Linked DNA regions of Mus musculus: region 1 is linked to region 2. A link is a loop called in an ENCODE intact Hi-C map of the cell type or tissue named here. Cell type or tissue: left cerebral cortex. All regions are shown on one strand. Links, peaks and the distances in the headings refer to the core of each region. The heading gives the core; the rest is flanking DNA. Region 1 holds the start of Nell2 (NEL-like 2). Region 2 holds the start of Gm31370 (a long non-coding RNA gene).

Region 1 (11,992 bases), core at 2,195-10,194, 52 kb after region 2:
AAATGTTAGGGCCGCAAGGCTTTAGGAGAGAGAGAAAAGGAAGGAAACAGCTTTTTTGGAGAAAACTCTGCAAATATGGGAAATTCTGTAAAAATACTTGTAAAAGATCAAAATCTTCAGATGTAATTCCCCAAAACCTCGAAAGAAACAGACAAGCAATTCATCAAAGATCAAGACAAGGTTAGGATTTGCCAGTGAAGTGTCCACACAGATACTCACGTGTTGAAGACCTGTTAGTGGCCATTCTGAGAACTGTCTGGATCACAAGGGTCCTAATTTCCGAAATGTATTAATCCACTGATGAGGTTAAAGCCGAATGGAGTGTGAAGTGTTAGTATTCGGGACTTAGGTCAGCGTGGGTGTGCTTTTGAAGGTTACATCTTGTCTCAGCTGTTCCTCTCTCCCTGCTTCCGCAGTGCTGGGAGGTGACCAGCTGCCTCCCCCCTTGCAGGCGTGTCTTGGCTAAACTCAGTCCCAAAGCAAATAAACCAGTGGCTCAGCATGGACAGAAAAAACGGGGGGACAGAAAAAAAAGGTGAGGCAAATTTGGGGTTCCCGCCCTCTTTCTTTAAAGTATTTTGTCATAATTTCAAAGAAATTAACACAGAAAAGAAGTGGGTCTTTCCTGGTATAATAGTTAATCACACATGTTTGTGAGAAATTGGAAAAGAGTTTGAAAACATTTAGAGTACAGTCAGTGGAGCTCAGTGGCGGTGCTTAGAAGAACAGAATGCTGGTAGGAATGCAGACACAGAGATGAGGGTTCAGAAGGAAGATGGATTGGGAAGCATTGTGTTACATACACTCTAGCAAAAAGTTGGATACATTTTGTCCATACCCTAAGACTTTGTAGAAAGCTGGGTTGAAAAATGGAGACACTACTTAATCTGAAAGAAGTTTCAAGTCAACACAATCTTCAGAATGTTTCCTGAATATCACTGGCTGCTTTAACCAGATTTACAGTGAAAACCAGATACAAACAAACAAACAAAACAGAGCAGAAATATATAAAAAATGTGCAGTTGGTCAGAAAGGGACATGGAAAGCTAGAACAAGGATGAGGCGTTTGCTAAGTGTCAAGTCTGGGGCTTGGGAAAGCTCAGTAAAGCACTTGCTTTTCAAGCATGAGGACTTGAGTTCAGTCTTTTAACTCCATATAAAAAAATGCTGGGAGCCAAATGGTGGTGCACACCTTTAATCCCAAGCAGATCTCTGCAAGGTCAAGGCCAGTCTGGTCTTCAGTGCAAATTCAAGAATAGCCAGGGCTACACAGAGAAACTCTATCTTTAAAAAAAAATCATAATGAGAAAGAAAGAAAGAAAGAAAGAAAGAAAGAAAGAAAGAAAGAAAGAAAGAAAGAAAGAAAGAAAGAAAGGCAGGAAGGAAGAAAGAAAGGAGAAGAGAAGAGAAGAGAAGAGAAGAGAAGAGAAGAGAAGAGAAGAGAAGAGAAGAGAAGAGAAGAGAAGAGAAGAAGCTAGGAAGCTAGCTAGGCATGTGACACATGCTGGCATTAGCAGCTCTGTAGAAGCAGAGTTGGGCATATCCTTTGTACTCACTGGCCAGAAAGACTACCCTACTGGGAGAGCCCCAAGCCACTGAGAATGCCTGTCTCAAAATGCAAGGTGGATACTTTCTAAGGATTGAAACTATATTTGACCTTTGACCTCTACAAGCCTGCTTACACATGTGCATGCATGTACATGTACCCAGCAATTATATCAAATACCCTATCATATTAAATCTTCCCCAGCCACAGTGGCATTGCTATGGTTTGAATATCTGTGCCTTTTCAAAGCATGTTGGTGAAATGTAAAGCCTACAGTGATAGTATGGATGGAGGCCCTTGGGAGAGCAGCACTCTTCCTCACGGAAAGAATGAATGTTGTTACACAGAGCTTGAAAGGAGATGGGGTTGCCTGTTCTGCCATAAGGAAGACATAGGAGCCACCCATGAGGAATGCCCTTCACCAGACAGGAATCTCAATGAAGTAGAAAAGGAATAGCAAACTAAGCTCACAGCTAATAGAAGGAAAGGAACAATAAGTATTGAACAATGGATGAAAGAAAGAAAGATAGGTAGATGGATAGATAGATAAGTAGATGATGAAAGAAAGAAAGAAAGAAAGAAAGAAAGAAAGAAAGAAAGAAAGGAGGGAGGGAGGGAGGGAGGGAGGGAGGGAGGGAGGGAGGGAGGGAGGGAGGGAGGGAGGGAGAAGGAAGGAAGGAAGGAAGGAAGGAAGAAAGAAAGAAAGAAAGAAAGAAAGAAAGAAAGAAAGAAAGAAAGAAAGAAAGAGGAAGGAAGGAAGAAAGGAAGAAAGGAGGAAGGAAGGAAGGAAGAAGGGAGGGAGGGAGGGAGGGAGGGAGGGAGGGAGGGAGGGAGGGAGGGAGGGAGGGAGGGAGGAAGGAAGGTGCTGAATGGCTAGATGGATGGATGGACGGACAGACTGACTGACTGATTAAATCAGAGGGTAGAGAGATAAAATAAACTGAGCCCTAGAGAGGTTTTGTAAATCTAAGCAGCACTAACAAAGCTCCACCTGAAGTAAGCAAAAACAAAGGCGACAAATCAGAAATGAGGAAGAAGCTTTAAAACTGGTCACACGGCATTTAAAGATCCCAAGAGACTGCTTCAGCTGATGTGAAGCCTAAACACAGACGCCCTGACACTCCTCAGAATTCTATGTGCCCAGCGCCCGATTCCAAAGCTACTGCCATAGGGTTGGGTATTTCTTACAGAAGCAGCCACTTCTATGCAACAAAATACATTAGTTACCTATTGCTGGTAAATTAAAAAGAAAGAAAAAAAAAACATGGCAAGGTTTATCAGTTGTTACTATATGTATTATTTCATAATTCAGGTCAGAGGTCCAAAATTAGTTCCACTGACCTAGTAATTATACAACAATAATTTGGGTGGATGGACTTAACTTATAACCGCTTTCACTTCATCATCAAGGGTACTGAAGCTCAGAGAAGTAAGTACCCTCACGGCTGTCCTCACAAGTAGCACACAGCTTGTGACTTTTTGCCTGAGTCTACCTGGGTTCTAAGTCCATCTCTGATCACTGTGTTATTTTTCTCTGTCAGAGAAGCACCCACAGCCATAGCCCTGAAACTCACAGGCTCTCACTATAACAGTTAATTTTCACTGTCAACTTAACTGAATTTAGGATTACCATAGATTGTTTGTGTCGGAGAGGGTATGTCTCAATGAGGTTTCACTGAGAAAGACCGGCCCTGAATGCAGGTAGTCCAGAGACTATGGTCTCAGGGTGAATACAAAGAAAAATGGGATAGAGAGTCCTGAAGGTCAGCGTTCATCCCCCTCTGCTTCCTCCACACAGGATGCCTCACCCTCTCCATGCCTGACCCTCACCGCCATGCTCCTTGCACCACAGACACAGCCACTCTCATCCCTGTGTTTTCCCCTTTGAATTGCAAGTTGAAACTAACCATTCCTTCAAGTTGCTTTTTCAAGTGTCCTGTCACACCCATGAGAGGTGTAGCTCACACACTGCTGGAGACACGCCCTCATCACCCCCTTGAGCTCTAACGAAGTCACCCACCAGTGTCACTGGCCTGCCACCAAATACCTAGGAATGCCTTCCCTTCCAGATGTAAAAGTTCTTTAAGAAGAATCACTAAGATTACTTTCAAGTTACCAAGGAAGGGGGAAAATGTTTTGATTTTATCTGTGCTTCGGGGGTTAATGAGATTATGCAATCTACCAACACTTCAGAAGGTATTTTCCTAAGACGGCAGATGAGATTATCTATTTTGGGAGCCTGGACAAACTGTTATGATCAAAGAGCTGAAACCCATGCTAAGTTTGTGTGTATGCTTTATCCCTTATGATCTCTCATGTACACAGAGAAAATAAAATTATTATGATCATTATCTGCCAAAACACGAGCGAGGCTCCAATGCTAGGAAGGGAGAATCTATTCGCTGTTTTAATAGTCCTTAGAACTGAAACTCCTTACACCTGGCTGCAAGTCTTTTCATTGCCAGTATATGCTGCTGTATTCTTCAAAAGCATAATAAGGGTGCTTGGGACTATGTGTCAGGTTACAGCCAGAAATGACTAGAACCCCAAACTACTGCCCAGATAAATTAAGTAATTATTCTAACAGGCATAATCCAAAACCCACAAGTATTAAGGAATGGTTGGATTTGAAATCTCATTAAATTTTCAAAGCAACTGTAAATCAAATTTTAACAACACTAAAACAGTGCTGCAGCATTATGGTGGATGTTCCAATAAAAAGTGATGATTTGGAAGTATAACAAAATGTTAAATAGTAGATTTGTACTTCACAGTAGTTTTTAAAAAAACATTCATAGTTTAAAATATTCATAGTTTCAAAATACCAAAATACATGTATATCAGAAACCAGAAAGAGAAAATAAAGTAACCAAAATGAAAAATACTAAATAAGTAAAAAGTCATGAGGCCAACGTGTTTTGAGATTTCTTATTTCAAAGGGATGAGACAGGTAGTTTTGCTATCTGTTGGAGAAGCAATCGATGGCTCAGAAATCACTTCACCTTGTTTAGAATGTATCTGGTAGCACAGAAAACTTGTACGTGAAGTTTGTATGAAATCTGGGAGCACCTCACAGATTTTTTTGATTTGTTTCTATTCTTGCTATGACATTTGACACACTATATCAAATACTGGCAGCATTCTCAATTCACTATAAATGAAACCTCGAAACTCTTCCCGGTCTGAATGCTCTTGTCCCTCTAAGCCCCGTGGGATCCAGAGAAATAGCACAGCTCAGGGCTGAGTTCTTATCAAACCTGCTGCTTGCCTGGCGTCTGAGGAAAGACCTTGCCAGGGAGACGCAGAACCACACATCAGTCACTTGTCACTGACTTCGGAATTCAAATCTTGTAAGAGAAGTTACTACAGTGCAATCAATACATCAGGAACGCAAGCCTTACAAGGACACAGCGGACAGTAAATAGCGGTTCAGACACAAAGAGACTTAAGGTGGCAGGAAGTGAACTTTTGCATCTTTGAATGAAAACTATTTGTGAAGCATTTGCTCTTTCTAGTATTGAGCTCGGTATTAGCTAAAAAACAAAAGAAGTTCACTGTTGGAAACTGACATCCACCAACTGAGCACAATTCAAAGAAAACATATGACATTAGCCATGGTTATTTTTTTAATCACAATGCATACCTTAAAGAAACTGGCTATTTATGGCGAAATAAATATTGTTTTAAATGAACCAGAAAAGAAACTGATACCCTAAGACTATTACCTAGAAACCGTCATACTGTTCAATATATAATTGTCCGATTGTCCCACATAAAATGTACATTTCTGGTTTCTACTTGTGACAGATGGACACTTTGTATAGGAAGTACCCTTAGGAAGGCTAAAGGGAGCCTTTGAGGTTATCATAACAATTCATTACAATGCAGACCATTATTGGAAACTTGGTTTGTTATGCTTTCTATTTACCAAAACTATCAAGTCCTAAAATATTGAGTTCCTGTTCTAAGAGACTAAAATTGAAAGATAGAAATAACACAGAGAATGAGTCTAAAGCCTACCCCTAATTACATTTCTATTCAACTGAATTTTTGCTGACAATTGAGCTCTATTTCCTTGATTACATTTAGCTATTGTCTTCAGTATCCCAGCCCCACCCTCCCCAAAGCATCTCGGAGTAAAGAAAATATCATAAACACTCGTTGCAATAAAAACACTCATTAACAACCTTAACTGAAACCCATTTTTAAAGAGCTTACGTTTTAATTTATTATGAACACAAATTCTTCTTAAATGCAACACATGTCAGTTTTTCCCTCTCCCTACAGAAAGCTCAAGAGCTGCTGTCCATGGTGACATGCACTGGCTGAATGAGGCAACAGCGCCACCACAGAAACATCCAAGTTGCCTACTATGTCTGCTTCTTGATGGCAGATGTGCTGGGTTGGTTGCATTTTGCATCGCCAACGTTTCAGTAATTATCAGTTGCATTTTGATGGCAATTTGAAGCCATAGCTCCCAATAGCAAAAGAAACACATAACACACACACACACACACACACACACACATGTATGGTGGTGGGAGGATGCCTTGATCTTCAGGATACAGGGCATCCCCAGTGCCTCTTTTTAAATTCCATCTCCTTGGACAGTTTAGCCCCCTTTTACACCCTCGGGCTAAGCACCTTCCCACAAGGCGAGAAGTTTTCAAAAGCTTTACTCAATCAATTTGCAGGCTGGCTTTTTTTTTTCTGAAATTTTGTTCTGACTAAACAGTATATTCAAATATGATTTGAAGTCTGGACAGTAATGAATAGCCAATATCCACTGAGTTCAAAAAGAAAAAAAAGTTTTAAAATTCTACACGTACAATTATGGTGATATAGGGCTATGCTTCTGTGAACGTCCCCTTGAAATGATTTCAAAATAATCGTAGCAGTAGCATTGCCTTCCCCTCGCCGCTGATCGGCACGGGAGAATGGGGAGCGCTCCATGGTAACCGTGCTTCAAGTACAGACATGTGCAGTAAAAATACCATAAAGGAATTCCTCTGGTCAGGCACCACAGCGCCGAAACTTTGGGAGGTCAGTATTTTAACCAAGATTGAGCTATCTTGTTTCCTTCCCAAATCCATTCCACCCAAATGAGGCGTTTGTGTTACAATTTATTGTTCCCTAGACGCCCAAATCACCCATCTGCCTCTGGAGTTTCTAGTCGGTAATTAAGGCACTATCCATTAGAACCACCAAGTGCACCAAGTAAGGAGGAGGAAAAGGAGTGCGAGGGGGAGGAGGGGAGGAGAAAGAACCCACTTAAAAAGAGTCAGACCCTGAGCTCACAGAGACCCCCTCGCCCCAGCTGGGACTCTCCGCCCGCTCCGTGCAGCGTGCAGCGCCAAGCCAAGTTACCAGAAGCCGCAGAGCCAGCTCCCCGCAACACACATGGGGCTCCACACTGGGCCATACCTTGGAAGAGGAAGGCTTTCGTCCCATTATGCAGTCCCGGGACTTGGCGCACTCCATCTGTAGACTCCCCAAGTTCTAACTCTGTTAAGACGTCAATCTGTAGGGAGGGGTCCACACCAAGCCCCCAAACTGGTGGGAGTGGGGAAGGGTAGGAAAGAAAGAAAGAAAGGGGGCCATTAAAACGCAAGCTTCTACAGCAGCAAAGAAAGCACGCGTCTTGGCGACGATATTGGAAGTGCTGACAAGAGGCAACTCGCTCCTCCACAGGGAGAGCCTTACCTGGACGCGCTGTCAAGCTTAAAATAGCAGAGCGCTGGGTCCCATCTCCTGACCTACTTTAAGCCCCTCTCTGTGCAAAGTTCCCCCTCAGCCACAGACCCTAAGGGTGTGACCCGCCTCGCTGTCCCCAGGACAAGCACAGAAAGGACCCAAATGCAAATCCTCCAGAGCTCCCCAATCCAGAGGGACACCGGGCGGCGACCCCATGGCGGGGAACATCCCGGCCCTGCTCGGCGGCCACTCACCCGCTCCAAGCCCGAGGATCACGCAGAACGTTCTCAGTAACACCCGGGATTCCATGGCGTGCATCGTCTCAGTCCATCGTCTCCCTCTTTAAAAATAAAGATAAAAACCAAGAGGTGCTGGGAGTGAAGCGGGAAAGCCGCGCTGGCCCCTCCTGCGACCGCCTCGGCGTCGCCACCCGGGCTCAGACACCTAAGACCGAGCGGGGCGGCCCCCCCCGGGTGCGCGCCGAACTTGGAGCCGCCTCTGCGCGCATCGCTCCCGCACGCGGCGGGCCGCAGCCGGGTCAGGCTCTCGGGGACCTGCGGGGACCTGCACCGAGCAGCGCCCCGCCGAGCCACGCGGCCCGGGCGCGCACGCAGAGGAAGGGAGGCGGCTTCGGGAAAGCCGGGCCGGGCCGCCCCGCACCCGCCCGCGCTCCCGCGCCCGAACCTGTTGGAAAGGCGGAGACAATGGCGAGAGCCTGGAGCCGCCGAGACCGCTCCGGGAGGGCGGGGCGCGAGCCGGGGCGCGGGCGGGGCGGCCTCTTTTTCCCCCTGCACACGCAGCGCCTGGTCCAGCCAGCCCTGCCCGCAGAGGTCCTCAACCACCCTCGCAAGCCCGCAACCGCAGCCTCCGCTCGGGATCCTAGGATCTCAATGCCAGGTGCCAAGTTGATGGGCGGCGTTTGCACTCACCCCCTCGAAATCGGGCGCGTGTCTCCAAAGCCCGGCGAGAGAAAGGACCACCCAGCCGCAGGAGGCGAGGTTGCAAAGAAAGGCACCCGGCCGCCTCGGGCAAAAGAGGGAAGCCCTCACTTAGACACTCACGCTGCACGGCAGCCCCGGCGCAGGGCACCCCCTCCCGGGCGGGAAAAGGAACCCAGCCAAAGCACGCAAGACTCCTAGGTGAAGCTGGACAGGCGCGGGAGACCGAAGGAGATGGGTAGTGAGCAGGGGAAGCCTGGCCAGCCCAGACTGAGAGGCTTTCTGCCCAGGGCGGGGCGCTGGAGAGCCTCCAGGCGCAGACAGCACACAGAACTTAGCCAAGTGCCAGGAGCTGCTGGACAGCTCCAGAAACCTTAGAGTGCTTCCCAAATCCAAAGTCCAGGACACTACACAGCAGCAAGGGTCAAAGGGCAAGGCAAGGGGATTCTACCCACTGAGAAAAACAAGTGTCAGTACGTGTTAGAATGAATAGATGATACAGATAAGACTATGTATAGATGGATGGATGGATGGATGGATGGATGGATGGATGGATGGATGATGGTAGATGAATGGATAGATGAAGGATGGACGATAGGATGGTAGATAGGTTGATAAGTAGGTTTGTAGATACATAGTAAGATAAGTATATTTTTATTAAGTAAAAGATTGAGCCCAGGAAACTAAGAAGCCCACTCACTGTTGACCATACTCATGTAGACTTTACTCACCCCCCCTCCTCATACATTCTTAGGACTAAAAGAGTGGGATTATTTGTGATTATTAGAAGACTGAATAAATAAATTAAACATCAACGACGTGTATATTTTTCGAGTGCTACCTAAATTTTGCATTGAATTTTTAAGTCAGTTCTCTTCCATCATGGATAAGTTAGTTTCAAGAGTGAGTAAAACACCCATCTGTTTCTAGAGAGCTCTGAGTCCTCCTCCAATTAATCAGAATCTGCTTTCAACAAGACCTGAACCAAACACAGCAAGCCATAGGCAATATGAGATGTCACACACTGCATACATCATTGCTACACACATCACAGTAGTGATGGGGAGACACGTCTACCTAAGTTCTTGGAATATTTAACGGGGGATAAGAATTTTGAAACTTTATCGATAGTATTTATTAATCCCCCTTAATCAAAATTTTCACTAAATTTTAAGACAAAATCTTACAAACTTTGAGAACTATTCCAATGCTCCCATGTAAGGATTGGAGGGCAACATCTCAAATTTGCTAAAATAAAATAAACGAAAAGGAAACTATTTCTTGTGCAGCTTAAAGATCTTTCTACAATAGTATATTCAAATATTGATCAATATAATATCAACATATACCATATCAATATAATATCAAATATAATATCAATATAATATCAGCAATGGCTACATAAAATGTGTATCAATGAATAGTGCTATTTAAATTATGGTTGGAAGAGAAACAAGAGGGATGTGAGTAGAGGCACATGCCCAGTATCCTCACAACACTCCTACCTGTGGAAAAGGAGGAATTAGAGGGTGGATCCGAGTGAAGCAGTATAAGAAGATCGATGAACCAAAGAGTTGCAGCAAACTCTAGTATGGAAAGGGAAGCAAGCAAACAACAAACAAAAACCTCTCTTCCAGAGAGCAGTGTTGGCATGAACTTGGTCTAGCACAGTAGATTCCCTTTAGAGTCCTAGAGAAATATCCAATAACAAATCTCTCATGTTTGAACCAGCAAATCTTCTGATTTATTACCTAGGCAATATCTATTTAAAAAATAATTAGCTACTAGAGTGCTCGCCCAGCATGCAATAGGTTCTACTGACAGCAGCACGCATTGAAAGATATCATGTAGAACATGTGATCGCAGCATTCAGAAGATGACGAAGACAGGATCAGACTACAAGGTCATCTTCAGCTACTTTGTGAATCCAAGACCAGCTTAGGTTATGTGAGAGCCTGCCACTGCTCCATAGATATGCAAACACATAAATTGGCCCAAAAAAATGAAATTTTGGTCAAAATGGTTGACCACACTAGACTTTAAAAGGGTCCTCTCTCACTGTGAGCACGTCTTCATGCCCAGCACTTTATTTATAAGTGAGATTTACACTGACAAAAGAAATTCCTCAACATGCTAGGAGATGAGAGGTGGAGCTTTGCTGGTGGAGTGATTGGGAGAAACTAGGACACGGGGTTCCAGACGCCACAGGAACCCTAAGGTAATGTATATTTTATCATACACACTAGATAATGGACTATGACCAAAGCCAGAAAGGGTGAGCTACTTCTGCTCAGTTTAACAAGTGAAGGGACCTTGGCATGATCACAATGACATCTGCTATATCAAGAGGGAAGTAAAAGCAGAATGGTGGATAGTTGGGTAACCACACGAGGCTTCTCCAGCCCTGGAAAATGTCTGCTGGTTCTGTTGTTTCTGTGTCACTACGGAGCAAACTGTTACAAGTTTAATTGCCTAAAACAACAACATTTGTGATCTTCCGATTCCCTTCGTGGTGACTCCATCACCAGTCTGTCCATGCACTGACGAGACTACATCTATTCTGCAAGCTGGGGAGGAGAGTCCCCCTGCTGCTTTAAGCAGTGTGGGCACCCCTTGGCTCGTTCTCCCATTTTGTCTTTAGAGCCACCCATGGTAAAGAAAGTTTTATTAGACCTCAACAGTTCTCAAAATACAACTTGAAAATCTTCTCTGGCCTAACAGGATTTCTACAATAATATTAAAACCATTTGCATATCCCAGGATAATCACTCCTTCTTAGCCTTAATGACAAGTATGAAATCCCTTGGCCATGTAAAGTATCATACCCAGACTCTAGGTGTTAGGATATAGCTATCCTTGGGTACGCATCCTTCTAATAGTTATAATACTTAGAAATTATCTAAATAGATATCGATTTTCATATGTAAGATAATCATAACACAGATGTAGTAAAGGTACCCATAGGATAGTAAGGTCTATCTAACTTAACCTAGCTTAACTCTAATGTAAATGGTAACGTGGGTGTCTGCCTGGATGGTGGAACATGTTTATATACTCCGAAACATGAGTTAAAATACTACACAGAGATGTGAGTCTAAAAACACAATAGTTATAATGGATACAAAAATATCAAAGTAAAAAGAAAAGGTTTGTGGAACACAAAATACAAGTAAATGAAAATAAATAATAAAATGGTAGACTATAATTCAACTGTTAATAATTACAATAAATGTAAATGATCTAAAACAAAAGAATGGGGTTTTTCCACAATAGATCAGGAAATATAAACTAGCTAACTACATGGGATTAAAAAGTAATCACTCCAGAGAGAGTAAATTCAGTTAAACATAGAGGGTTTTTAAAGGTATCTTAAACAGAAATACATCAAAAGAGAGTTGAAGGGGCTATAAAATTGAGAAAGTAAGTTTACAACAAAACAAATTAGCAAGACAACAAATGTCTTTACAGTCAACTCAAGAGGAGGATCACTTGTCATAAGTGGTCGGCCTTCTAGGAACACAGGGCAACCTCCATGATAAGGCACACACCTGACAGCAAGGAATCAAAACACCTGGGATACTTATCCCCAAAGAAACTGAGACAGACATTATGTGAGAGACAGGCAAATCCACAGTAATATTTAGAAACTTTTGTTTTTTTCTCTCATAATCTGATAACATCATCTCTAGTCCCATATGCTCAACACCAACTGCACTAGACATCTGGGGAAGAAATAACATCCGGTAATCACAATTTTTCCAAAAAATAAAAGAGTAAGAAACATCCACCAGCCTATTTTTAAGAAACAATCACT
Region 2 (11,992 bases), core at 2,387-10,386:
GGTTAGTGGATGGGATCTCCCACGCTTGAGCTAACGACAGTTCAGGATTGGCTGGGCATTGCGCATCCTCAGAGATGTCTGAACGTTTCCATGGTTCTATGGTCTGCGAGAATGGGAGCAGCAACGGGTTTTATGATTCCCAGTTATGATCATGTTCATACTTTCTATCTTCCACTTGACTCTTCATCTACCAAGTGATTATTGAGCATCCAACTGTGTGACAACATGATATATGGAACACAATTTTCAACTTTAATGTACAATAGTATATAATACTTAGAAGCGATGATTTTAATATTTGGCAGAAATTTGTTGCCAATCATCTAAAATTTCATGCAAGCAAGTTTAAGAAAAGGCTTAGGAGGCCATGTGGCGTTTTCCTCCAGGTGCCAGGGTGGCAATCGGCACTGTACTGCAGACTGTAATAGCTCAGATACGTGGCCTCAGTTATGTGTGCAAAGATCGTGGAAGTGGTTATCATATTAGTTTTTAGTTAGCACGCAGGTTTCGAGATGGGAGTTCCATGCATGTTCGGTCTCTGTTGCTCTTTATCCAGCCTCCCCCATCCCATCCCATCCTTCTCCTACTGTACTTTTTCCCCTTCCACTAGTCACCAGTCCACCTTCAAGGCACATGTCTTCTGTGACCCTCCACAGGACTCAAACCTTTTCCCCAGCCTCTTCTCCCCATTTCACAGTCATCTTTCTGGCATCTATCTGTGCATGGATGCAAACACGTGAGGGATATCAAAAGCTAAGGCTTTTTAAAAAACACATATTTTAAAAGCTGTGCTTTGGCACACTTACTTATTTCCATATCTCACAGATTTCCATAACCAGTCTATCAAATTAATACTGCCCAGCTCTTCCCAGCCAGTGTATGTGACACCTGCAACACACTGCTGTCAGGAGCTATATTATTCTATTGCACTCTTACTTGTAAAATGCCTTCCATGGGGCTGGTGATATGGCTTAGTGAGTAAAGGGGCTTGCCACCAAGTTTGACAACAAAAGCTTGGTCCTCAAAACCTTCATAGTGGAAGGTGAGAATCAGCTGCTGCAAGTTTCCTCTGACATCCACAGGTCCGATGGCATGCACATGCCCACATATATGCACATTAAGCAAACAAACACATACACACATACAAACATACGATGTAATGTCTTCAATGAAAAAAATCTGGTTTCCACGGGGATAACACCGGCTGGCCTGGAACACAAGTGATTAACTTGTTTCCTATACATCCTTTTAGGTCTTAAACATTTGAACCATGGAATATACTACCAATCCAAAATTGTGTAATTAAATCAAAATTATAAAATTTCTCAGCATTTGCTATAATTGTGGTGAATAGCTATGAATGTTACTCAGTGTCTCCTGTGGAATTAGCACATGTGTATAAACCTGAAGCATTCACACAATCATCACAAGCATTCTACATCAGAACTGCAACATGAGAGAGACTACCCATGCCCTGAAAGCTAATGTGAGAAAGAATGGATGGGAAGTGGAAAGGTCAAACACAGCTTCATGGAGGCCCCGGTGGACTAGGAAAGGCAACCGGAGGCAAATTATACAGCCACAAAGCAGACTTGCCTCTGCATTCAGACACTGTGCACTGATGCAGTGAGCCTCTGTGTAGTCAGCCTCCATGCAGTCAGACACTGTGCACTGATGCAGTGAGCCTCTGTGTAGTGAGCCTCCATGCAGTTAGACACTGTGCACTGATGCAGTGAGCCTCTGTGTAGTCAGCCTCCATGCAGTTAGACACTGTGCACTGATGCAGTGAGCCTCTGTGTAGTCAGCCTCCATGCAGTCAGACACTGTGCACTGATGCAGTGAGCCTCTGTGTAGTGAGCCTCCATGCAGTTAGACACTGTGCACTGATGCAGTGAGCCTCTGTGTAGTCAGCCTCCATGCAGTCAGACACTGTGCACTGATGCAGTGAGCCTCTGTGTAGTGAGCCTCCATGCAGTTAGACACTGTGCACTGATGCAGTGAGCCTCTGTGTAGTCAGCCTCCATGCAGTCAGACACTGTGCACTGATGCAGTGAGCCTCTGTGTAGTCAGCCTCCATGCAGTTAGACACTGTGCACTGATGCAGTGAGCCTCTGTGTAGTCAGCCTCCATGCATTCAGACACTGTGCACTGATGCAGTGAGCCTCTGTGTAGTCAGCCTCCATGCAGTTAGACACTGTGCAGTCAGACAATGTACAGTCAGACACAGCCTACGTGCAGTCAGACACTCATGCTCTGGGCAGTCAGGCACTCATTCTCTGGGCAGTCAGACACTCATGCTCTGGGCAGTCAGACACTCAGGCTCTGTGCAGTTTGGCACTCTCCTCATGGTCTTCGTCTCACAGCTGAGCCAGGATCTCCACACTTTGTCATTTCCCTTCTTTCCTGTCACTGATAGCAATAGCTCAGTGCAATTAGCACAGGAAAGGGGACCACCGTCTGGACAGAGGATGCCTCACATCAGCTCTTCAGATTATACTGTCCACCAGTGTCTGTTTTCTTCTTGACACTTTATCCTCGGGTAATCTAAGCTCACAGATTCTTGCCCTGTAGCTTTCTAATGTGGATTCAAGAGTACGTGCTCAGAGGAAGTGACCCAAACTCACACATTCCCATACTCAATCATCGCTGTGAGCCTCTTGCAGGTGATAGATGATCCCTTATTATGAACCAGAAACGGAAAATAAGATCTGCACCAGTCATTGCCAGTTAGAAGTGGCATACTTACAGAAAGAAGACCAATTTATATGGAAAACCAACAGAAAGTCTCAGTTGCACATAACTGCCCCACACATTACAAGCACTCTGGGGTTCCATAACTAATTCAAAGATATACACCCTCTGCCATATGTAATTGGCAATGTTGTAGTTTGATCTTCTGGAGTCTACTGTGGCAAGAAGCCACCATATGCCACCAAATTCCATACCTTAATTGCTGAGGCCATCAGGATAGATATCCATCAAAAGCTCATCAGACAAACATCTATTGCCTAGCATTATCAAGGGCAGCTTACTCTTTACCAGAGGGCTGAGCTTTGTCTGCCAATCTGCATGGCCACATTATTTTATCTGTTCCCGTGGATACACCCACAAACTACCTTATGATTACATTTTATGTGTGTTTGAAAGTAGGAAATACCTAAATACATGTCCAGAAAATGATAAAGCTAAACACTTGGATAAGAAGTAAAATGATGGGGCTGGGTGATGTCTTTGCAGGCAAGAGTGCTTGATGTGCAAACATGAGAAACTGGGTGCACATCCCACCAGGCACAGCCAGGCATAAGCCTGGGATTCTGTGTCTCAGGGTAGGGAGAAGGAAATCAATACAAGGACTGTGGCTTGCTAGCCTGCCGGCAACCCTAGCAGAAAATGGTGAATTCTGGGTTCAATGAGGAATGCTGTCTCAAGAGAATAAGGCAAAGGGTGATATAGTAGGACACCTGGCATCTTCCTCTGGCACCACTGTGTACATGCACATGGGTCATGGGTATGAGCATCCAAACACATGTAAGTATAATCCTGATGCTATCAGTAGCAGGTTAGGTGGTACTGTGGCAGAGAAACAGGCAGACGAGTGGTCTAATGACTCCCCACGGACAGTACATCTCATAGGGGTGCAGTCTGGGTACAAGGCTCTCCCCACCAGGTCTTCTGGAGTTAAGGGGCACTAACATTTTATATGGATCCACAGGTGAGGACCACAAGGCGTAAAGAGGGGCAGTGAGTGGTAGAGCGAGCGATGAGACACGCAGGCTGCATACTGGGCTACACTCTTAACCTCAATTCAACACAGATGGCGAATGAACTCAGGGAGCACGCACGGGCTGACGGCAACTCTTTCATGGTTGTCATCTCACTGAGAATGAATGCCTTAAAAATAAACTATACTTTACAGAATGGAAAGATATCCTGTATCACAAATGTGGTGGTGTTTGTTTCACTAAAGTTTGCTGACATTGAAGACAAACATAAAATGAATAAGCAAACAACTTACAGAATTAATACAGAGATCCCAGAGGCAGTGATCAGGTAGAACTTAACGTAAGAACATGATGAGCTAAGGATGCAGTCAGACCTGGCTACCACACAGCAGAGAGGGCACGAAGGAAGCTAAGGGTGGCCCACACGTGTAAGTAAGTGTTGGCACCTGGGAGAAGGCTTGGTGAGTTCCATGTCTTCACACAGAGAGGAAGAATCTACAAGTTCACCAAGGAGAAATATCCCCAGCATGACTCCCCACGATAGAAGGCCATTCTCCTTTGGAATGGTCTTTCTTTATTTTGTGTCGCTCTTGTTCCCCTAAAGCCCAGCTGACATGGGCAGAGGCCCAGGGCCACAAGCTCAGACCTGACCTCACCCCGGGGCACTAAAGAGAAGCCCGGGGCAAGCGGAAATCTCTGGAAATTGTGGGGAGATGGGGTCAGTGGTTTAAGTAGTTCCCAGCTGGGTGCTTGCATGGCGCCCTCCCCTCTGGCACAGGTCAGTGCCCAGAGGAGAGCAAGGCCAGTGAAATAATCCTTTGAGGTTAAGGATGCAATGCAGGGAGCCCCTGAACCCTAAGAACAAGGGTACCAAGAACCTTCCCCTCTAAGACTTGTTGCGTTTTGTTCTCATACATTTGATTAAGTTTGCCCAACAGTATCTGGAAGAGATCTGAAAAGTTTCAGACTGCCTAATCTACAATAAGAAGAACCAAATAAACTTTTTTCTTCCAAAAATCTGAAGGAGATCATTAACACTATGTATCTAAAGCACTTTGGGTTTATAAACTTTACTTTTCACGACCACCTAAGAAGGGGCTGTCATTATTACCCCACCTTTCAGCTAAGCAGTTGGCGACACAGATCGCCACGTGACTTGCCCAATTCATAGATAATACATAATCGGACTAGGCAGCCAAATATAAGCCTGTGAACATTTCCATTGTCAAAATTATTATTTTCCGATTGTTATTAATAACTCAATAACAATTAGTTATTATTAATTAATAACACGATTAATGATAACTGTGTCATTGTAAGCTATCATTCAGTATTTGGGTATTATTCAGTATGTGTGCATCTATAGCTACATGTGTCAAGTGTATGGGTGAAGCTCCTCTCTCAGCCTCTTCTGCCAGTTCTCCTAGTGATCCTTCCACATGAAACAGAAAGTAGAAAATGCTCATAAGCATCCTGGTCCCCACTCATGAACACATCCGTAAGTACGGCGACTTATCAGGTAAGTTCTCTGTATATGATTAAAATCATAAGGCTATTAAGTTCTTGATACCACAGTCACATTCCCGAAAGGGAAAAGTCACTGGGCCTTTTTGGTTAATGACCAGGAGTTAAGATGTATGTGTGTGTTCGCATTGAGGAGGATAGCCCTTGAGGGATTTAGGGACTGACAAATAATCTTCAGAGCGGACTTTTTTGTGCTCCCGACATGCTGAGATTCAATGGGTCCCTGTGCATTTGTGCAGGACTCTGCATGCAGTACTGCATAATATATAAAACTCTATGTCTTAAAGTCCCTCGCAAACCCCTCCTAGCAGGGCTTGTGTTTATGTCTCCTTTGTATGCAAACACCACAGAGAAGGCCCCAGAAACATTACAAGCTCCACCTACCTGTGATCCAAGTGGTGGATGGAGAGGATAACTCCCGAATTTAAGTGGATCTGTTTCAGGGTCACCAAGATTGTGAACTCGTGTTTATTTCTCAGCTTCTGGAAAAACCGCTCAGCTGTAGCAGTGGATGCCTTTATGCTTCTGGGGGACTCTAAAGTTAAATAAATAATAAACACACAGTAAGAATGCGCTAGAGTATGGTTTTACAAAGTAAGTCTTGCAAACAATACCTTTCTCAAAACTTTATCAAAGAATAACTCATAAATATCAAATCTTAGACTCCCTTGATAGGTTCTCCTAATTAGATCTTATGCTATATACAATGCAGTGCACCACAAAATCATATGAATTAATGAATATGTTTAGAAATCTGTTTTTAAAGCATGTCATCTTTGAGAGAAAAACCAGAGAGCCTTCCCAGAAATTGAACACTCCCAACTTTTCTCTTTACGTACTTTCTCCTGTTACCATAGCTACATCAGTAACGATGGCAAAGAGTTGTGGGTCCTACAAAACCAAAGCGACAGGCCACTGCAGAGCCAGGTAGATTTTCTGACACCTCCTGGGAGAAAACTGGATTTAAATCTGTGAGCCTCTCTCTAAAGTGGTATCTTTAGCCAGAAGGCTCGCTATATATAGAGTCTTGAAAAGATCAGTGAAATTAGTCACTCTCAGCCTTCTGTGAGGCGGATGAAACAGGAAAATCAATTTTTCTCACCATATTTGTTGAAAGAAATACATAGAACATAACTTCACCCCCTCCTCCACGGACTTCGAGAAAACTCAGCCTAGCAAGTTTGCCTAGGAAAAGAGAAACTTCACTTGGCACTTTCATATGGTTTGGTCTTGAATTCCAAATTCAGAACAGACAAGACCCGGGAGAGTCAGGACAGAGAGAGCAGTGGACTGGGTGGTCAGGAAAACCTCACTGTTGAAGCCACTGAACACCACAAGCCTGAAGCTTTCTTCTTTATGACGGCCTGGTGGCTAATGCTTCAAGTTTTCATCTTTGCACTCTGAATGTATCCTGGGCTCTTATGTGCACTTTAGTGAGCAGTAGGGTCATTAATAATACTCTGTTTCACACTTGCTGAGAATAGTTCATAAACCTCACTGTGTATAAAGATGGATCCTATATGAGGGATGGTTATGTTAGTGTGGTTGTGACAATTGTCGAACTGTATACACACGTAGGATTTATTTGTTGTGCACCTTAATTATGTACACTTTTTCTCAGTTATGCCTCAGTTAGGAGAATTTGCCCACCAAAGCAGACAGGCAGCCACAAGAATAAAGAACACCCACCCCCAGCTTCCAGTAGCCACATGCACTTGCTGGTTAATAACAGTTAAGTTTACTATCAAAGTCTCACTCTCTAAAATGGATATGGGCAACAGAGACCACATTGAAGCCATAGAAATTGTAGTATATCTTCATATTTTAGGATGTTTCCTGTGTTTCTTTGAAAAAAGTCATTGGGATTTGTGGTAGAACTGCATTGAATCCTTTCATCGGGTCATTTGCAGTGATGGTGCTATTTTAACAATACTAAATATTTGAATTCTCAAGTACAGGATAACTTTCCATTTGCCTCCAACCCTTACAGCAATATTCTAGTTTTCAGTGTGTAGCTCTTTCGTTTCTCCAGTTTAAATTTATTCTAAATACCTTCTTGTCACTAGTACGAGTCACAATGTCTCTATTTCTCTTTTCAGATAGCTTATTGTCAGAACATGGAAACTCTCAAGCATTTTTAGTCTGTTGACAGTAAAGTAAAGAAGAGATTTATTTGTCTCTCAATAACAAAAAATTGGGCAAGCATTATTTTCTTCTTTTCCAATTAAAAACGTATCACAGCAATTGCCACCGTGAATCTAACGAGTCTCCACTTACTGAAATGTGGAAAACCTTAAAATAATTTATCCACCATAACCTGACAGCAAAAAGTGTGGGTTCAATCATAAATACCATCCACTCTTGGAGACAGAATAGCCAACGGATGCTTCAAGGCTCACCAGGTTAGTATTTTAGCTAGGCACTGTTGCTACTTATATTCAGATTAGGAACATGCCAGCTTGGAACTATTATCACAGTTAGTGCCCATTGCTTTCGGTCTCCTCTCAACGTTTTCATAGTGTAAACTATAAAGGCAAAATAATCATGATAGTTTTAAAAGCCAAATTTAACAACTTGATTAACACTGTGTGCAGTTTGAATAGCCTTTAAGCATAAATAATCTCATTTAGCCCTCGGAGCACTCTGTAACATGTGGGATTCTTGGCTCCATTTCATTATAAACTGCAGATTAGAGAAGAAAGGCCAGGGTGATTGGGGGTCATATCATATTTATCCCCAAATCCATTCATGCTGTGATTGGACTGCATTTGGAAACACCAGAAGCAAGCTTGTCCATATAAGGAACCAAGCCACCTAATTCAAGTGGCAGATCCAGGACCCAACAGGGGACAAGGTGCTGCCTACGGTCACACAACAGAGCCCCTCAGTACCACAGTGATGCATACGCCAAGAGGTATGTTAAGTCTTCATTTTAAGCTAACTTTTACAAAAGCGTACTGTCCAGATAAGTTTCTCATGATTTCTGAATTAATGGAGCTTTTCAGAACGGCGGTGGGATTCCTACCATGGAATAACCTCGCAACTACTTGCCCTCATCTTAAACTATAGTGATGTGAATTAAAATTTAAAAAGAAAACATTCCTTAGGAAAGAAAAGCTTCAGGGGCTGGAGAGGTGGCTTAGCGATCCAGAGCACTGGCTGCTCGTCCAGAGTGGCTCACAACCCTCTGTAATGGGATCCGATGCCCTTTCCTGGTGTGTCTGGCGATAGAGATCCTGTACTCATACACATATAATAAATACCTATTTTTAAAAAGGAAAAAGGTGTGCAATAATTGTACTGTAGAAGTCACTAAGTTCCCTGGGATTAGTCTACAGCCATGGGTTGGACAGACCACTCCTCCTGATACCACAGCTAATTAACATGCATATGTTCCTCATTACCAGGCTGAGAGCAGAGAGCATGCACAGGCTCCTGAAGACTGACTCTGTCTGACCTCTGACTCTCATCAAACCAAAACCAACATCAATTGTCTTTCCCAAACCCAATGCCAATTTAAATTTGGACCCATACCATATAGCCATATATTGCATAACCTCACTATGATGAGCACATGTTGATTTGATGAGTCAGGGTGTAAGCATTAATGAGCAAATCAAACAAAAATGAGGGCCAGATTCGCTGCCCAGATGTAGCAGCTGACTGGTTGACCTTAAACAAATCATTCGACACGCAAACTGAAATTTTCATTTATAAAATAAAATGAAATATAGTTAGTCATAATACATGGAGGCCACAATAAAATGCCTCTAGAGTTCAAAGTATTAAAAGTTTATATATAACAAATGTCATTTAATTTTTTAATTATTATTAGTTTATCAGTATGGAATGTGTGTGTGTGTATGTGTGTCCACACAAGCATGTGTATGCCACGACAATCATACAGAAGATGCAGGACAACTTTTTTTAATAAATATCAATTTATTGAAAATTATTGTTCCAAGAAAAATGAAGTTAAGGTCCTATAGGTACAAAGCCTTCTAAAGTTCTGTCTAGCTAAAGAGAAAATGAAAGCCCTCTTAGTCAGTGCCAATTATATATTACTATTCTGGGTTAGTTTAAATGAACCAAATGTTACCTTTACTTTGAGTCATATTTTCTTTTTTTATTAGATGTTTTCTTCATTTACATCTCAAATGCTATCCCCTTTTCTAGTTTCCTCTTTGAAAATCCCTATACCCTCCCCTCTCCCCCTGCTCCCCAATCTACCCACTCCCACTTCCTGGCCCTGGCATTCCCCTATACTGGGGCCTAGAATCTTCACAAGACCAACAGCCTCTCCTTCCACTGATGGCTGACTAGGCCATCTTCTGCTACATATGGAGCTAGAGACACGAGCTCTGGGGGTACTGGTTAGTTCGTATTGTGGTTTCTCCTATAGGGTTGCAGACCCCTTCAGCTCCTTGGGTGCTTTCTCTAGCTTCTCCATTGGGGGCCCTGTGTTCCATCCTATAGATGACTGTGAGCATCCACTTTTGTATTTGCCAGGCACTGGCATAGCCTCGCAGGAGACAGCTATATCAGGATCCGACACAGGACAACTTGATAGAAGAGTTTCTCTGGTTCTGCCTTTGTGTAAGTTCTGACTAGCTTGGCAGGCACCTTCCTAGGCCCTCTTACAGCCCTTCATTTTAACTGCTTTGATTTGACTTAATGCTAGTAACCATAATATGCCTTACCACTCAATTTTATAAGTTCTCAAATTGTGTTCCTTTGCATTATTTTATATATTTCAATTCACACATAGACAACAACTTGGTTGTCACAAGTGGAAAGATTGTTTTTTAAAAGAAATACAATATTTATAGGATCAAAGTAGGATTTCTATAATAGATCATCAAAATTTTATTAATAAGTCTTAATAAATAGGTGTAATGAATAGCAAGCTATAAAGCAGTCTCACATGCATATGGCGTGAAGGTTGTTTATTGTGCGAGTATGGATTACACAAGGATATTCTAACAGAATCTTTGCTGACTAGCCAAAGAGAGTACACAGTGCCCTGCCAATTATGCAGAGGCGAGATGCTGAAAGACACAATTTCATCTTCCCTTAATAGGCCAGTTTGACCTAAGACATCAATTTGGAGAGTTTATTCTTTCATATTTCTTCCTTAATTATAATAATCAAATTATTTCAGAGTAGCAAGACACCAAAGTCTCACTTATCACAATTAGCCACCCTACCTAAATTAAACCTGTTTCTGTCATGATTATTCTCACTTTAAGAAAGAAAACAGCTCTATAAAGCACCAAAGGGCATTACCAAATGACAAGAAATGCATGGTACTGAGCTTCTCGGCTCAGAATGGCTGAAGGTGAAAATCTGTCAGTTTCTGCCCTTGTTTTCTCCACACCCTTTTCTGTCCTGAGGCAGAGAAATAATAATAATAATAATAATAATAATAATATAATAATAATAAACATCAACAATAACAATAATAATAAACAGATTTTTTTAAAGAATTGTTGCCTCTCAGAAATTCAATAAGAACTCTGGAAATCTGTTCACCCTCTGAGAAAAGAATCACTTCCCAAGCCCACTGCTCTGGGCTTCCACAGAGCTGGGCTCCTACTTCAGTCTCAAGCGGAGCCCCCTGCACTCAGCCCTGCATCAGCTGCATGGTGGAGACTTTACTACTCCGTCAGGTCCTTGTCAGATCTTTTGTTTCACTGCCCCTTTGGAATGGCTGAATCCTGCTGAGGTCTCCAGATGCCAGATCTGCAGAAGGAGGCCTGTTGCTCTCTGAGATACAGGGACTAATGGGCTGTTCCAACCGTAGACCCCACCCCGACCCCCATCATTCCTCTTGTTTCATCTCTTACCCCATTGAATTACCTTCTTAAAGTTTTCCCACCACTGTGAGATTTTTCTGAATTAAACACACAATTTAAATGTTGGTGTTACCACTGTATAAAATACACAATTCGCCTACAATCTAAACTTAGCTCTTAAGGTTAGTTCTATCTAACCTTGCTAGAAGCTAACTAAACTCCGCTGCTATCTCAGCTACTCTGAGAATTCTCTATTAGTTTTCTTGTCTCTGTGACAGACAAAAAACTTAAATCGTATAAGGGAAGAAGGACTCATTTTGGTTTGTGACCTTTTATGATGTACTCAATCATAGCAGAGAAAACACACAGGCAGGCAGATCCGTGGCAGTTAGACTGTGGCTGAGACTCCTCAGACCCACAACTCCATGGAACAGGAAGCTGAGACAGAACGGGAAGTACAAATATTCCAAGTCTGGCTGGACCCTACCTTCCAAAGGCTTCACACGTTCCCTGAATAGTGCCATCAGTGGAATAAAGTGTCCAAACCAGATTAGCCTGTGGGCTAACATCTTACATAATGTTATAATAACAAGATATTGTATTAAAGTAAACATCATAGCACCCAGCAAGCATGAAATCCTCCCATTTCTGCCAGAATTTTTCTGTACATAACCATTCCCAGACGAAGCATTGCCCTCAGTTTGCTGCCAACTTTCATTAATTCAAAAAAACTTTTACTCAGCACTTAGTATATGCAAAATGCATGCTACATAGTTTCATGTTGAGAATTCTGCAAGTGAGGATCAGTAATATTTCAATACCATGAGCTGTCTGTAACACAGTGGCTGACTCCTAATTGTTCTCCAATAGAAACGGCTCACCTCTTCTCTCTGGTAATGAAACCTTCTAGTTTTCTGGCACACAGATATTACTTAAAAACTGCATTATTCC

Evidence for each region. Peaks named below come from ENCODE experiments on the same cell type or tissue, not always from the same donor. Only the 100,000 strongest peaks of a DNase experiment are listed, where the experiment ranks them.
Region 1: it touches region 2 in a loop (2.1-fold over the local background); 3 of 42 quality-filtered maps call a loop at or near these places.

The regions. Positions count from the first base shown.
Region 1 is chr15:95,520,307-95,532,298 of GRCm38, forward strand. Nell2 (NEL-like 2) reads right to left here and starts at 7,708. Exons shown (of 20, transcript NM_001356951.1): 1 at 7,495-7,708; 2 at 6,971-7,099. The coding sequence starts at 7,558. In left cerebral cortex, for the core only: CTCF peaks have their summits at 5,881 and 8,451; DNase peaks (open chromatin) are centred at 4,744, 5,896, 6,620, 7,132 and 2 more places; H3K4me3 peaks cover 5,277 bases; H3K27ac peaks cover 3,486 bases.
Region 2 is chr15:95,467,879-95,479,870 of GRCm38, forward strand. Nell2 (NEL-like 2) reads right to left here. Exons shown (of 20, transcript NM_001356951.1): 3 at 5,631-5,781. It overlaps Gm31370 (a long non-coding RNA gene), which reads right to left and starts at 5,624. Exons shown (of 2, transcript XR_384375.4): 1 at 1-5,624. In left cerebral cortex, for the core only: no CTCF peak of the experiment used is centred there; a DNase peak (open chromatin) is centred at 6,289; H3K27ac peaks cover 2,769 bases.